Regions from separate parts of the Mus musculus genome. Here regions 1 and 3 are each linked to region 2. Evidence: chromatin loops called from intact Hi-C (ENCODE). Cell type or tissue: gastrocnemius. All regions are shown on one strand. Each heading gives the region's core, and the rest is flanking DNA. Links, peaks and the distances in the headings are about the cores only.

The links. Hi-C counts contacts between places; a loop is a spot of excess contacts. Peaks named below come from ENCODE experiments on the same cell type or tissue, not always from the same donor. Only the 100,000 strongest peaks of a DNase experiment are listed, where the experiment ranks them.
Region 1: it touches region 2 in a loop (2.0-fold over the local background); 2 of 42 quality-filtered maps call a loop at or near these places.
Region 3: a loop joins it to region 2, with 2.4 times the contacts of the local background. A loop is called at or near these places in 3 of 42 quality-filtered maps.

What each region holds. Positions count from the first base shown.
Region 1 is chr1:43,170,926-43,176,512 of GRCm38, reverse strand. It overlaps a transcript of Fhl2 not described here. Among named protein-coding and RNA genes, the nearest start is that of Fhl2, 9.8 kb to the right of the region's middle. In gastrocnemius, for the core only: no CTCF peak of the experiment used is centred there; a DNase peak (open chromatin) is centred at 2,891.
Region 2 is chr1:43,247,601-43,253,187 of GRCm38, reverse strand. It overlaps Gm29040 (a long non-coding RNA gene), which reads left to right. Exons shown (of 3, transcript XR_003947809.1): 3 at 2,645-5,030. Among named protein-coding and RNA genes, the nearest start is that of Gm29040, 11 kb to the left of the region's middle. In gastrocnemius, for the core only: no CTCF peak of the experiment used is centred there; a DNase peak (open chromatin) is centred at 2,702; H3K27ac peaks cover 778 bases.
Region 3 is chr1:43,164,347-43,169,933 of GRCm38, reverse strand. It overlaps a transcript of Fhl2 not described here. Among named protein-coding and RNA genes, the nearest start is that of Fhl2, 3.2 kb to the right of the region's middle. In gastrocnemius, for the core only: no CTCF peak of the experiment used is centred there; no DNase peak of the experiment used is centred there.

The sequences.
Region 1 (5,587 bases), core at 272-5,271, 77 kb after region 2:
TTACACTATTGTGGCAGCTGACAAGTCTGGGGTCAGCAAGTCAGTCAATAAGCTGAAAGCCAAAGGGAGCCTTGAGCCTGAGAAATGGGAAAGGGAGAGTTGACTTGGTGAGAATGGGCAGGCTTGGGACACAGGAGCTGCTGAATTTCTATTTCAGCTATTGAGAAGGAAGCCCAATGATCCAGCCTAGAAATGTCAGGCAGAAAGAAATCTCTCCTCCTCTGGGTAGGTCGGGCTTTGCTCTACCCAGGCCCTAACAGGTTGAAGGGCACTCATAAAATAAAAGCTAAACTGCTTCATTTGTCATGAAAATTCAAATGCTATTATGTTTGAATATTAAATGTTTCCCCCACAGGCTCTGGTGTTGAAAAAAAAAGCAAACAAAAACAGTCCCCAGATGAAAGCACTTTTGGAAAATGGTGGACATTTTAGGACTTTTAGGACTTTGACCTAATGGAAGAAAGTTAGGCTGCTGGCAAGTGCCCGTGAGTGGTTCATGGAAGTCACACTCTCTTTTTTCCAAATTTGGCTCCTTTTTTTCCTCATTGCTTCCTGGCCATAATGAGGTGAGCATCCTTCGTTTTCATATGCATCTGCCATAGGCCTTTGTCTCACCACAGATCCCAAGCAACAGGGCCAAGTGGCCATGGACTGAATCTTCCGAAACCAGGAGTCAAAATAAACCTCTTCCCCTTTGACGTTGATCCTCTTGGTTACTCTGTCTCTGTATCAGAAGGCTGATGAGCCAAGGGTGGGTCTCACCCACAACTCCAGAGTAAGGTTTGGCCAAATAGCTTGCTACACAGTAATCCAATCAAGTGAGCACATAAAATTGAGCACTGAAGATTCTTGGGTCTGGTTGAGGGCTCTGCCCATGTTTCCATCACTTTACACACATGCACTTGCCACATATTTTCCCTCACCTTCTTAAATACTGTTAAATGTCTACTTCAGTCACACTGTGGTCTTGAACCTAATATACCAACTGGGTGACTTTTTAGTCTTCTAAAAATGGAATTCTGACTCTACTTCCATCCTTACCATCCCCACCCACCCCCTGTTCTTCCTATCTGTATTAATCTGGCTGCTTTGTAGATTTGTGTTTTTGTGAATGGCTTATTACACTTAACATACTGTCCTCCAGTTTTACCTGTGCTGTAGCATGTGTCAGAAGTTCCTGCCATTCTAGGACTATGTAATACTTTATTATGTCTATCATTCCATTGTATATGCAAGAGTTTGTTCTTCCATCCATCTATCTATGGACACTTCAGGTATATACACCTCTTGTGGTCATGGGTACTTCTGTGAGTGGGTACAGATCCTGATTTGGGGGCTTCGGGATATATATCCAGAAGTGAGATATGCCTTCCATATCTTAGTCCTGACCAGAACTTACTAGAGTTTTAGCTTTATTCAGCTAGTTTCTTTTCTTCTAATCACACTTGAAGTGGATGGAGGGAGATTTACTCATCTTGTGGGGGACTGTAACCATGAGTCACTTAGTACATATCAGATTCCTGGAAGGACGTTATAGGAGCCCTGCCTTTTCATTGTTATCGTTCTAGAGATGGAACTCAAAGCCTAAAGCATGCTAGGCAATGGCTTTACCTCTGAACCCTATCCTTGGCCTTATACACTGTGAATGTCAAAATAGCTCCAAGTTCTGACATTATTCTTGTGTTATTCATCCCAAAGACGAGGACTCTGGATGTGTCAGAAATAAAAGACTCCCATTAAAATCAGGAATAAGAGAGAAAGTTCACTATGCCGTGCTTGGAAAGGGTTAATGAAACAAACCTTGTACACCACAGTTTATCATCTTAAAAACTGTCTCTGAATGAGACAGCATGGACATTGATACTTCTTCCAGAGTTAGAATTTGGGCTTTTTAGTTACCTTTTTAAAATAATACAAGAAATATATGCTAATATCCTCTCGTTTTGTGTACATTTTAGGATTGGTTTTTAAGCTGAAATCAGCTGTAGGTGTCTCAAGCAGAGGGGGCTCTGTGTGGCTTACTTGCATTCTTTGAGCATTTGCTCGTGTTATTGTTCCTCTTTAAGTTTCATGGCAACTCAGTGCACAGCCGTAGGTTTAGGAGCAAAATGTTGGAGACTGGGCAATCGATGAAATGGACTTGATGCACTCCAGCACCTTCTGTGCCTAGGTCCCATGGCTTCTTATGTGAGGTGGGCTTATTGTGTGGTATGTAGCTTCCTAAAAACACCCAGCATGGGTCCATCCCATAGCTCTTCCTATGCCAGCGGCCATGGCTTTGGCTTTCCCCTGACAGGCTATTTAGCACTGTGAGAGCAAATCTAAAAGGGTCAAGAATCTCACAGCTCCCTGTCTTGCATTCTGCAACATTTTTTCCCACCTATGTGGACCCTCTGGCTGCCAGCACAACAGAGCACAAGCTGATACAAGAAGACGTGCATACCACACACTTCCCTCTGGAGCCTGAGCCAAGAATCCTTCTTGCCTGAGAAACACAGGCCAGTGTTGGTTTTGGATACCACCACCAACTAGCAGTACAATGTGTGACCTGTTTTCTCAGAGATTAGCAATCACAATAGACTTCAAACGGTTTCACCCTAATAAACCTGTTGGCAGATAGCTTGCCAAAGATCAGAGTGAGTCCTTACTGAGATGCTGGTATATTAGAAGTGGTTGATGAAAATAGTCGTGAAGAGTAGCCACCACCAACCCACTAGATGCAAAGAAAATGCTTGACTTTGCTTGTATGAGGGCTGTGTGTAGGGCATGGTCTCTTCAGAGACTATAAAGGGAGGAAGGCAAATGAAGCTACTAGAAGGTGGAGGAGTTGCCAGTGAAGTCATCCTGGCTTTAGCCTTCCCAGCTCCCCTTCCAGCTGGCCAGCTGCCTGGCTCTGATTTCATCTGAGCGATAAAACTACCCTCCCACCTTTAATCTGATCCTGGTTCCTCCCCAGGTTACCAAGTTCCCCGTGTCCCAGCCTCACACTCAGAACCCTGCCTTCTTCAAAAACCTCCCGCTCCACCTGCATGCAGATGGTCACAGGGCTGAGTCTCCAGGATTTCTGATCCCTGTGACATCTCTTCATTTTAGTAATGTGACATAGATACTGTCTAGGATCTAGGCATGTGCAGACTTGTTCTGGCAGAGACACTGGGGTAGGTCCTATTCCTGGCCATGGCTTTGGTATCTGCTGCCATGGAAAAGTACGCCCCATGCTTCTCCATCTAGTTCACACAGATGCCTCAGGGACCCAATAATAATAATAATAATAATAATAATAATAATAATAATAATAATAATAATAATAAAACCTAGCCTTGAGGAAGCCCCATGATAGGTTATACCCATTTCTCTGGCTCTTTATCAGACAGAGAACCTAGATAGGTCTTGGGACAGGAGAATCGCATCATTCAACCATCATTCTGTTGTTTTGGCCCTGTGGCGGTACATCAAAGCAGAGACAGTATACTGGAGCAAGCTACTGCTCACTTCCTGGCTGAGAAGAAAACGATAGAAGCAGAAAGAGCTAGATTCCCCCAATTACCTTTTAAAAACAAACAAAGCCACCCTCAGTGGTCTGAAGTCTTCCCAACATCCCCTTCCCGAAGGGTCTACCATCTTCCAGTAGCACAAGGAAGACGCCTTTACTGAGCTGGAAAGCAACCCCGGTGCTGAAATCAAAGTAGGATTATTGGACTTGGAAATCCTCGCAGCTATCTGTGGGCACAGAGGGCCAGTCAAGGGATGTAGAAACCTTTTGGTCCTGCCTGCATTTGCCAGTGTTTTCCATTCATAACTTGAGTCTCTCAATCCAAGTGAATTTGCTCTAAGACTGACAGGGGGAAGAGGTGGTGTCAGAGCTCCTATCTCTCCCAGCCCTGCTCACAGACTCTCAGAAACACGTCTAAGGGCTGAGGAAGTCTCATAAGGCTGTGGCTGAGTTGTTGCCCAAGGATGGTGTACCTGCCTGTGCAGTGAGCCATATCACACGCTTGTGCTGTTAGACAGAGGAGGACCTCAGAGAAACTGAAGGGCTTCTCGGTTCAGGTTTGGCTCTCGTTAGTACCGACAGAATGTTTTAAAAAGTGAGCAATAGACAAATTGGTGTGACTCTTGCAGAAAGGAAAGAGGTGAATTTAGATTTGGGTCTCAGAAATGAAGAGAGGGTTCATCTGTAGACGGGGGATGCCCTGGAAGCCCCTGTGAGAAAAATTCTCTGGGATGTAGTAGAGCTGTGGTGGGCAGTGCTGGGCGTGGGCAGGAGGCAGCTGTGCTCTAGAGGAATAGGTGGACTCAGACTTTCCCACGCGCAACTGTCTGGCAGCCTTACTCTCAGGTCCCTGGAGTACCTACAAATGATACGACCTGGAAGCTACTTCCCTTAATGCAGGAAGAATGACTCCCAAGCCCAAGTATGTTGCCACCTGGTGCAAGGCCCAGCTTTCCTAATCAGCTTGCAGTCAATCTGTTTGCAAAGAAGATCTCAGCGCAAAGCCTAAATCACTACACTGCCTGAATGGGCGTCAGCCCTGATGACCTTGACCTCCAGACAGCTTTTGCATGGCCTTATACGGACTGGTTCAGGTATATTCAGGAAACCTGAGTTCAATTCAGTAAATAGTGACCAAGCTGGGAAACCATGTGAACACAGAAATGTTTCAATGCTTCCTGAGAGGGGCTCACAGCCTTTCCTTCTGCAGATAATAGCAAGAGAAAGATGGTGTGGAATGATGTGACACAATGCACGCACAGGTATTCCACACAGCTTCTGTGTGTGTGTGTGTGTGTGTGTGTGTGTGTGTGTGTGTGTGGAGTTACTGTGTGTAGTATATTGGTGATATCGGGAAGGGGTGTGGTGGTCCTGGGTAGCAGACGGCGGGGTGGGGTGGGGTGGAGACAGAGTAAAGAGAGACATTCCAAGAGGCTTAGCCTGATAACTTGGGTTCTAGCTCAGAGAGACAGAATTAGTTTAAGAGAGAGTTCAAGAGAAAGATATGAAAAGAGTTTGAGAGAGAAAGAGGGGGGAGAGGAAGAGAGAGAGATTAGCAGATTAGCATACTCAAGGTTTCAAGGTCCTGGCCAACAATACAATAACTGATATGTAAAAAGGGAAGAAATTCTCTGTACTGAAAGAACTCTTTCCTCGCTGGTTGAAGTTGACTGAGGTCACATGGAGCAGAGAGTCAACAGGAAGTGGTCCCAAAGTCCCTCTTCTAGCTTAGGATCGCATTACACTCTCTGATTCCCCAGCCTGGGAACTTGCCAAGCATCTTCGTTGTAAAACCTCCCAAGAATGTCCTTCTTCTGCTTTTAAGCCTGACCTACTACAGAAACAGCAACACCAGGAAGCAGACAGTGATTAAATAGGGCAGGAGAGCTCATCCCAAGGCAACAAGGGTGGGAAATCAGAAGGTCTCGAGGATATATGCAAGATGTAGAATTTCAAATTACGGAAAGGATGGCAAAGGTGGGAAGGGTCCCTTTTGAGTTGGACAGCTTGCTAGCTGTTTCAGATGTCTGACAGTTATTTGCAACGGAGCCCCTTGGAGCTGTTCCAGAAGGAAGTTCACCAACCCACTACTGT
Region 2 (5,587 bases), core at 226-5,225:
TTCATCACCAGCTATTTTGGGCACACTGGTAATGGGTCACCTATTAGTCATTCATCTCCCACAATGCACTTTGTTGACTAGAAGACTACAGAGATAACCTCCAGTGTTCTCCAACTGTTAAGATTCTGTATGTAGTCACTTCGCGACATCTATCTGTAATTTATGTCATTTAGGTTTCCTCATTTACTGTGGGGTGTATTTGTGTGTGTGTGTGACTTCTAAAAATGTACAAGGAGCTAGATATGAGGCAAATATTCATCAAGTATTATCAGAGAATCTGTTGATAACTGCCATTCATGTGCAAACCAAGGTAAAGCCATGGTGACCAAAACTACGTTAAAATAATTGCTACCTGAGCCAGGATGGAGGCTCTCTCACTAGGATGGTGGCAGTGGCTTACCATAATTGTAACATTTAACCAACTGATTCAGTAAATTATCACTCTTTCCATCTACTAGTTAATAAATTAAAACCCATACAGTTAAGGTATGTTTACACATACTCATATCTGGTGTTAAATGAAGTGGAAGCCTAGTGCCAGGCCTACTTAGAGATAGTCCCATGTCATTTCCCACCAGGTTACTATTGTTGGGGTGACCTTTCTTCACATTGTATTATGGCATGTGTTGTCTTTTCAAATGGTAATTCTGTTCCAGCAGAGATCTAAGTGCTGGCAGAATTTTGGTATTATTATTTCTATGAGCCACAACCAGGTTTTCTATTTGAAAATGCTTGTCCTTCCACATCTACCCCAAAGATGAAGGTTATGCGGTCCTCGATGCCTTAGGCAACCAAAGAGATGGACCAGACATTGTCTTACTACTGATTGGTTATAATAAAGATTTGACAGCTAATAGCTGGGGCAGGATGTAAGGGGGCAGAACTTCTGAGCAGGCAAGGACATAGATGGGGGGCAAGCAGAGGTAGCAGAATCAAAAGAGACAGGGAAGGGAAGAGAAAGGAGACTGAAGTAGATCAGGGAGGTAAAGAACGAGCCAGATGGCAGGGACACGGGCTGGGAGGTTGAGTTAAGTTGGAAGCTAGCTGAGAGATTGTCCCAGCAAAATCCCAACAGCTTTAAACTACATAGAACTCTCATATCTTATTTGAACTGTTCATATGTCTGTGTGTGTCTGTGTGAGGGTGTGAGCACATGAGTACAGGTCTTCAGGGATAAGACTTGTCTTTCCTGGAGCTGCAGTTCCAGGCAGTTGTGACTTGTCCCAAACACATGTGTTTGATGGGAACCAAACTCAGGTCCTCTAGAAGAGCATTGTATTCTCTTAATCTCTGAGCTATCATCCCTCCAGCCCCATCACATTGATTTGAAAATGTGACAAAGCATGGAAAATAGTAATTGCAAATAAAAAGAAACCAGAGCTATAGAAATATCACTGACTTCAACTTTATGTTAAATAACATTTTTAACATAAAGACAAATAAGAGTTATGTCTAGAAGTCATGGTGTCTCATTTCTGGTCACCAGTGTATGCAGAATGTGGTCGGTTTCCCTGCACATCCTGGATGGGGCTTGGTGCTGCCTGCGCTTGGGCTTATTGGCTTTGCCCCTGAGGTCAGTGGGTGCTAAGGGATCCCAGCTCTGGCGCTGTGACTTCAGAGATTCCAAATAGGCTATAAAAATGTGAGCCAAGATCAGAAAGTATCTCATTAACAAGGTAATGCTGACACATGAAACTTCGAGAGAAAAGACAGCATGTAGATGAATACACTGTCATGGTAACGCCAGGAAAAAAGAACTGGGGCAAAGGTGAGTATCAGTCATCAAAATCCGTGATTGCCCACTAGCTGCTTCTTTTGTTGTCCGGTTGGTTAGATCCACTCGTGAGGTGAAAGCTCTCATTTTAGTGTGCCCTTGCTGCTCAGCTGTATATAAGCTGTCACTTCCCATGAGACTGCTTTGGTAGAATGATATCTCAGGCCTTGTGGCTACTTTTTGCCTTACACTCTGGGTAGAAACCCCAGTGTAGTGCCGAGCAGGCACTTTCAATGTGAGAATCCTCCTTTTCGGGTGTCTATTATCTATGAACATGAGCCAACATGGTGGTTTGGCTCCTTCTTCCTTCCTATAGTGTCTGGCACAATGGTTTGGTGGGTTTAGTCCCTTTTGAGTTCTCGTGAATAGAATGGCTTCATTCTTGCCTTTGTATCTTTGCTGTTTTACCTGTAAAGCCTTCTCAGATTTTCCCACAACTGTAGGACGATAGCAATGGCACCTGGCAGCACATTCTTCATGTTGGACCACAGGACTCTTCCCTAGTCTTGACAGCTCTTATTTCTAAGCATCCAGAACACTTTATTTCAAGCAACTCAGCGACCAACAGTGTTATTTTGATTGATTTTTAATTTCAGTCCTGAAGGACCTGTGTGCCAGGCACTGTAGAAAGCACTTCCAGGAGCATTTCATGTCCCCTTGTAATGGCCTGTAATACTTGTCCTAATTCAATGTCAGGTGAAGATCCAGGGGCAAACGGACTTACACTAGATCTTCAGGCTATGCCAGGTGAAGCCGTAGAACACACAAATCAGGCCCACTCCTGCTCTCCAAACTGGTCCCGCTGGACAACTCAGAAAGGACGTCTAGTGTGCCCTCAGTTACTATGTCTGCCCTCTGTTTCCATTTCAGACATGCCAAGAGCACATGATTGACAGGGAAGGCAACTCCTGGGATGGAAGCCAGCCGCTCCTCTTGGTTCAGTGCCACTGGCCAGGCTGGCACACAGGAACACGTGCTCACATCTCCCTTTGCTGGAGCAGCTGTCAAGTACTTGGCCTTTGACATGACCTTTGGGGATCCTCGCTGACTTGCTTCAGGCAGGGGTTTTCCATGAATTCATGTGATGCTGATTTCCACACAAGACTCCTTATTTTTTTCCATGTAAAACACAGACATTATACCCTAAACATTTACAGTGTAAGAGATGAATTGTTCATTTAGATGGTTCCAATTTCATTGCTGATTTTTCTGTAAGTTTACCTGTATTTTTGATGTTTCTAACTGGTATGTCAAAACCTCAAAATGGAGAAACTGGGTGATTTGCATTGTGATCTCTGCAGTCAAAATGGGCCATGAAAATACTGTTTAGATTTTTAGACTGTTTACATCTGAGCTGGGGGGAGAAGTGGCCAGTAGGGAGCCAGAGTCAGAACACTGGAATTCACAACTACTTGGAAGTTTAGTTGCCATAAATTCCTTAGGAAAACAGCTTGGGTTGGGGGCTAGTGTGTACACCTATGTAATGTATAAGATTGGAGGCTGAAAGGGAACTTCAGAGGTATTGTGGGGGTTTGAATGGTTGAGAATGGCCTAAGTAGGCTCTTATGTTTGAATATTTGGTCCCCAGTTAGTGGAACTCTTTGGGAAGAATTAGTAGGTGTGGCCTTGTTTGGAAGAGGTGTGTCATTATGGGTAGGCTTTGAGGTTTCAAAAGCTCATGCCATTCCCAGCTATCTATCTCTGCCTTGTGGTTATTCCAAGATGTAAGCTTTCAGCTACTGCTCTGTCCCCATGCCTGTCTTGCCTGTGCCATGCTCCTATCATGATAGGCATGAAACTGTAATCCCCAATTAGTATCTTCTTTTATAAGTTGCTTTGGTCATGGTGTCTCTTTGTCACCATGTAACCAAGACAATAGTGTTTACAGGAGGTAAACACTTCTCATTATTCCTCTGTACTGATCTTCACATGGTGGCAATTTCATATGGCTCAAGTGAATAGCACTGTGGGAAATGAGAAGGTGGTGGTAGTGTTAGAAGACAGACAACACCACTGCACAGAAGGGGTGTGGCTCTTCCCATCCAGCAACTCTAAAACCAGGCAGGAGATTTGATTCAGCAGTGGTCAAAACCAGTTCTCAAATATTTAGAGGACTTAAGATATACTGGGAGAACTAAGATGCAAATGAGTTGCAGAAGATTTATTTACTATTAAAACTAAAGGGTAGTTCTGAAGCCTCATGTCTTCCATGATCCAATGACCTGAGACTTCAGTAATGGTAGTAAGGTCAAGAAAGAGAATCAGACTGACAATGTAGGTAAACAGCGTCTTTGAGACCAAGATTGTACATGAGGGATACGTAACTGAGGTCATAGTGTTTATTTGGTGCATAAACTATATATTAAACGTCCTTAACTTCAGCAGCAGGTATGACTGTGTGTGCCGCATGCTGGGGTCAGGACAGTATAGATGGAAGGACTAATAAAAAGAGACAAAGCAAAAATCCATGTTAGTGGGCACTGATAAACACCTCTATGAACTCCTCGTATCCCTGTGACCAGAGGATAGGGCAGTGAAGGCCTTGGGATGTTTCATGTTCTGGTGCCCACCAGATCCTAGCTGACAGATATTGATCAAAACTGCCAGTTGGATGCTAACTCCTCATTCCTGATAATTAAACTGGAAAGGACTTCAAACTGTGAGAACAAAGAGTGCAGACAGACAGCCTCAGACTGCTCAAAATATCTTCCCCAGGGTCCCTCAGTAGGTAGCCCTTTCCAAGAATGTGTTTATCAAAAGGGCAACTGGAAACTTTGCTTTCCTATGAACTCTGCTAACTTGCAACTTGAGATAGCCACAGATTGCCTCTCTTCAGAGAAGTATACTAACTATTTATAATTTCAGCTGGGACTGTCACCTCCCCTCTATGGCTAAAAGTTAGGACACATCCATTTGCCCGTCCAGGTTATGAGTGGTCTTGGATGTGCCTGCTGCCCAGCTAACTGCAAATGTTTCGTTGTAGATACATTCTTGTTCAGACTGGAAAACCATAGTCTAAGATGCTTCCAGAAGCAACTGTTCTGTCTCTACCCCTTGGGGTACTTTCAAGAACTGTCTACCACCAGAGGAACTTATCTGACTTGCACTACAATATACTGTCAAGACACAAGAGGCCAGCAAGCATGATTTTGTACTGGAATTTTACATCTTCCTACTAAGGCTCCAATTGGAACCTTGAATTTTTTTATACAAGGGAAAAAATGGATCATACATCTATTAGAGTAGCAGGGTCCTGCTCTTACCTAGGGGGTCTCCTGCCACTTCAAATATAAGTTTCCAACTCAGCTTAGTAAGCAATTCTCAAGTCTGAATACATGAAATAGCAACAGGGAAAAAAATCTGAAAATTGAAAACTCCAAGCCATCCAAATCAGTGCAGGCTTGCCCTGTCCTTCTGGTGCTGCCTAAAGTACAGTCACAAACATGTTGGTTGGTTTCCATGTGCACACCTCCCTCTTATAGCAAACCCCTAAATCCTCCAGAAGTCTCTTGTTTCTGCCCACAGGCCCTGTTGTGGAATGTCCCTCCTGGGCCCTGGATCTGAAGGGGCCTCACACACAGCTCATCACCTCTGAAGCACCATGAACAAAGCAGCCAGATGAGAACTCCCAGCAGACAGCTACTGATGGAGAGACCAAAAGTGTGGAGTTGTGAAAGCAGGGCTTCAGATAACAGGCAGGTCAGAGCCAGTGCCTTTCTGAGGAGAGGTCAGCCTTCCTCTCACTAAAACTACATCTGAAAATAGGAAGGGCACGTGATGTCAGAGGAGGCTCCATTAAGAGCTGGTGTTGCT
Region 3 (5,587 bases), core at 272-5,271, 83 kb after region 2:
TTCTTGGACAGACTATTAAGATTGTCTACCAGAGAGAAGGAGAGAGAGTGAGATCTCAAAGTTGCAAGGCTGACTCATAAAATTACTCCATACAAGAGAAATGGGTTTAGTGTGGCTTAAGTAAACATCCCAGGAGAAGGAATTGTCCCCTTTCAGGAATATAGGGATAAATGGTCACAGGCCATGTGTGTAAGCGTTTTGAGGTGTCTTGACCAGGGCAAGAGAGAGTAAGACAGCCAAAGAAGGCAAGCTGAAGGGTGAATAAGTCTGTCCAGAAAAGGCCTGAGAGCAGAGAACAGAGAGGTCTCAAACATGCAGTGAGCGCATGTTTTCAGGATCTGTACCAGGAAAGCTCTCATGAGTCCAACATTCGCTGACAGGACGGAACTTCGATGCCAGAGGTTTTTGGTTTTTTTTTTTTTTCTTTCTTTTTTTTCCCCCCCCTTTTGGTGGTTCAGCCAACCAGAGTCTTTCTCAGTGTCCTGTCAAAGCCACAGTGGAAACTTGCATCCAGTGTTCCAAGCAAGCTTTAACCACCCATGGAAAACTAAGAATCATAGAGTCGTTTGTGGGTTTGGCTGGGAGTCAGGCGTGTTTTGAGGCTTCAAACACTGACTATTTGCATCCACTAACCACGTTTGTGAAAAAGAGAGAGAAAATAAATGGGACATGGAAACTGCTTCTCAGAGAGCCCAGCATCTCCCTCCCTAGCAGAGCCTGAAAGGCTGCAGAAGGGGAGGTGGTGGCCCTTGGTTTAGTGCTAAGCTTATCTTGGTAATCTCGGGCAAATGAACAGAGTATGGGTTCTAGGAGTAGAAGATGGGAACTCCTCCCTTTTGTTGGAGGAAGCCTTAGGCAGCCCTTGTTTGCATAAGCTCTGAGAAGACTGCTGCGGTGGCCCTGTCAACTGTCTGGTTTTCGGTGCTTTTTAGAAAGCATGTTGAACCTGCTGAGCCACCACACCAGGACATGGGTCTGTGTCTTCCAGATGCATGTGGACACCTGCCTCCTCCCGATCCTCAGGTGGAGAGGGCATGGGTTTTGATCACTCCTGTTGCTTCTCCTGGCTTTCTGATCCGAGACACTTACTCACCTCCCAACCATGTGAGGCAATTGGGAGGTGAGCTCTGAATCAGGGCTGAGTCATGCAGGCAGCTTCCTGCCCAGGGTTGAGTGGGGATGTCTACGTGGGAGGAATCTCTCTCCTCCAAGGGACAAAGGTGCTCTCAAAGCTTTCCAGTGCTGACGGTCAGTCGGTGACACCCATATAGGGATGTCTGTCTCCTGGACCTCGTTCATGTGTTTGCTTTCTTCCTGATGGCGATGATGTCCTCCAGGTCCCCATGAAGTGACCGCCATCAGAAGGCAACCCCAGTCTATTCCTCACAGGTGAGGTTGCAGCCAGCCTCTCTCACTAGCTGGCTTGCCACCAGGTAATAGTACTCGCCTGCCTCAGATACTCCGTCTTCATGCTGGTGCAGGCCAATCCAAAGTCACCGTTTGATTCACTCTGATCCACAGCCTGAACCTTTTGATTTAGTGATGTTTCCGTCTGTATTTCCTCCCATGGCCAGAGGATGTGATACATGAGGCTGGGGTTTAGAGTTCCTAACACTTCTGTGTCTGCTCTTCCTCCCCCTCCTCCCCTCTTCCTGAAATGGAAAACACGAGGTGGGGTTCCAATACCCTGCCCGCAGGCCTTTGAGATTCCAAGGAGTTGTTTCATTCATAGCCCTTCTGGGATCACCTGGAGAGCTGCTTTCCCAAGGATTTGCCCTCTCACATGGTTCCTGAGCATCCTGGGACGTGCAGCTAAGAGCTCATTCCCTCCAGCTTCCGCAGCTGTGTGGCCCTGGGGCCCAGGGAGTGGATGGCTGGTAACAGAATTACAGGCCCACTGTAATAAACAAGAGAACTCGGTAACCTTTCACTCGCCTTTGTTGTGGCTTGGGGAATTAGACTCTGTCCTGATTTCTTTTCCTTTGACAAACTACCCTGTTATCTACAGCAGCATTTTTTCAACCAGAAGAGAAATTTCCATTTTTAGAACAGGAGCTAAGTCTTAATCTCCTCCCCGATGAGAATGCAGCATGCAGGCTTCTTATTCTTGGATTTACCACCCCTTCACTCTTAAAAAAGAGCTACTGTTTACTAATGACCCGCTCTGTGCTAAACGTGGCACTGTTTGGTCCTAACTGGTTTATATGCAAGACAGCGAAGGACTACAGACCTCCACAGTAATTCCTTAAACTAGATCTTAGTTAGATCATGTTGCAAAGGAGTAAATTGAAGACTAGGAAGCCTCAGGACTTACCTGAGGGCAGAGATCTCATCATAGGTAGGGCGCTCAGGTACAGGACTGAATTCGGGGCTCTATACTTCCCTAGTAGAATTTATATTTTCCAGAATGTTTCATCCAGTGTGATACAAAACCGTCAATTCAGAATGATTGAAGAACTCATTGTAAAAAGGTGGGTGGTTGCAAGTTATCTTTCAGTAACCGGTCTGTTCATGCATCCAGATTGTCTCCTAATTTTCATTTTTAAATAGTTTATTCTTTGAGTTGTTAATATGTGTAGATGATATTAAACCTAGCAATTGTCTAAACTTCGTTTCCCCGACAACCCTCCTCTGACTCTGTAATTCTAAGTGATTAGTTTCTTATTTTTTTCAATGAACATGTGTTACTTTCAGTTTTCAAACATTTAAAAATTGTTAATAAATAACACATTTGGATTCCTTGAATGTCACAGAAGACAAAAGTATATGCAAAAAAAAAAAAAAAATAGTCTCCTTCCCCTGCAGTCTCCCAACCCGACAGCTAACTAGGCCCAGTCACAAACAAGACTGACTGTATTGCAGCTCCTCTTCTTGATCACAAAAGCAAATGAATGATTACAACCTAGGAAAATGGTCTCCACTTTTATTTTTCTTGGTTGCTGTTGTTTTGGAGATCATGCTAAATCAGTAAATATACTTACCACATTTTCAACAGCTACACTCATAAACACTTTGAAAGTGTACCAAGCTGTGTTTAACAAGTCTCCTATTGGGGGACACTTGATCTCATCCAGTATTTTGCTGTTACAAACAGCTCTGCAATGACTATTCTCGAGTGCATTATCATTTTACATAAGAACAAGTACATACAAGATAGGTTCATGTAAGGGGGAAACCTAGGAATGGCCAATGGTATGTGTATTTTAAATTTAAAGACATTTTTCATCATGAGACTTCAAACATTGCCAAGGGAGAGGAGAGATAGGATGAAATTTCAACATTCACTATCAAGCTTCAATTACTATCAAATCCATAGTGAGACTGTTTTATGTATACATTTTGGCTTCATCTACTACCTCTGCCTCGATTTATCTTGAATCAACTCTGACTTGTTACTCTACTGGTCAATACTTTGGGAAAGTTTCTTAAAAGTAACGGCATTTTGAAAAGGAAAAAAAATGTGTATATGTCATTTCATACAAAATAAACTAACTTATTAATTATGTCAAATATCCTGTTAATGCTAAAATTTCCCAGATTGGATCATAAACGTTTCTTCTTTTAATTGTTTGTTCTGTGATCAAAATCCAAACACAAATTGTGACTCGGTGTTTGTTGTTTGTTTTTTGGTCCTTTGACGTCTCCCTCTCTCTCCCTTCCTCAGCATATTTGTAGAAATGGGTAAGTCTGCTTTGAAAGACTGGATTTTCCTGACCACGTGATCATTGAGGTTATTTCATATCTCTCTAATGTCAAAAAGAAAATACAAAAATAAATCACAGAACATTTAATTAAGAAAGCAACATAGGGGGGTTGGAGAGATGGCTCAGAGGTTAAGAGCACTCACTGCTCTTCTGGGAGGTCCTGATCCCAGCAACCACATGGTGGCTCACAACCATCTGTAATGGGATCCGTTGCCCTCTTCTGATGTGTCTGAAGACAGCTACAGTGTACTCATATAAAATAAATAAATAAACCTTAAAAAAAAAAAAGAAAGCAACATAACAATCAATGTCGCACAGATATTGTAGTTAGTAGAAGAAAATTTATACAACTAATTACCTCAATAAGAATAAGAGCTAATGCATAACTCACAGAATTTAAACAGCAAAACAAAACAAAACAGGAAAGGGTAAATATAGAATCGGCGTTTTGTTACTCTTTGAACCTGAGTTTTAGAAATGAGGCTGAAGGCTCACCATCATGAGACCATTTTGCAGTTTGTAGCTCTTACATATAAGAAAGCTAACTTGAGTAGCCTCAGAGCCATTAGCCTGTCTACGTACCCTTTACTTTGAATCCAAGATAGAGTGTACCTTGACCATCAGTGGGAATTTAGTTAGGTTATCCCTCAATTGCAAGATGGGGACAGGAGTGGGATGGATTTCCTGTGTCCCACCTCAGCTTGCTCACTCTCCTCTGAGGAAAGTGTCAACTCCAGGGAGTCACCCGAGTGAATGACGGGAGTTAAGAATTTCTCATCCTTTAAGATATTCTCATGGCCTTGCTAGCTCATAGACATCAGTGCAAATCTCAGCTGAAACTCTTCACCTCATCTAGAGTCCTCATCATTTAATTGAGATAACTAACTTTACCAAAAGGGCCTGAAGATCCCTGGAGTGGCCAGAGGTAGCTAATGTTGACTGCGTGGCAGTTATTCTAACACCCTTGTTTCTCAAGTTCTGAGGTTCCACCACGGAGACCCTCCAGTGACACCAATCAGGAAGTATCAACCAGAAGAAAGCCACCACACAGTTCTTCCTGCCTTTACTGGAAAACGTGTTGCCTTCAGCTCCCCTCGAATGATGGAAACAGCTTCGACCAGTGATGGTTCTTCACTGTCCATTTGACTGGGTTTTGAATCACCTAGGAGACACACCTCTAGAAGAATTTTTGTGGTAGTTCCAGAGAGGTTTAACTGAGGAGGAAAGACTGGCCCCCAAGGTGGACAGCACTTCTCAAGAGCTGGGTAGAGGAAGCTGAGCACCAGTCTCTTTTCTCTCTGTGTCCTGGCTGAGAAGGAAATGTGGCCAGCCACTTCCCATCCTTCCAGTGGCCATACCATCTCAGTGATGACCAACTAGATCCCTTCACAGACCCTGCACCCAAGCGAATCCCTTCATCAAGTGGCTTCTGTCACCTCACAACACTGACAAGTCACTACCCCAGGCCTTCATTGCTTCTCCACATGCCCATCTTCTACCGTGCCCGCATATGGACTCATTTGCTCAAGAGAGGAAGCTGGCTTTCCTGGGCATGAGGATACCGTATGCCTCCCAACACTGTGTTGAACAGTGTCCCGTGCCCCTTTTAAAGGCCAACTCTGCAGAGGATCTTGTCCTTCAGAGTGTGAAGGACACATTAAGACCAGTGTTTTCTTTTTTCCCAGAGGGAGCCACTGAATGTTCAACAGTTCTCTAGCCTTGAGTGTTGGGCAAAGGGCCTTCTATCAGTGAGCTCCTTAGTGGAACTAATTAATGATTCTCTAGGTCATCGGTTTGGTTCATTCCATGATGGAAAGTGTCTGCAAGGTAAGGCGCAGAAGGCTACCATGTCATTGTGTGCACCACACACACATAGTTCCTTC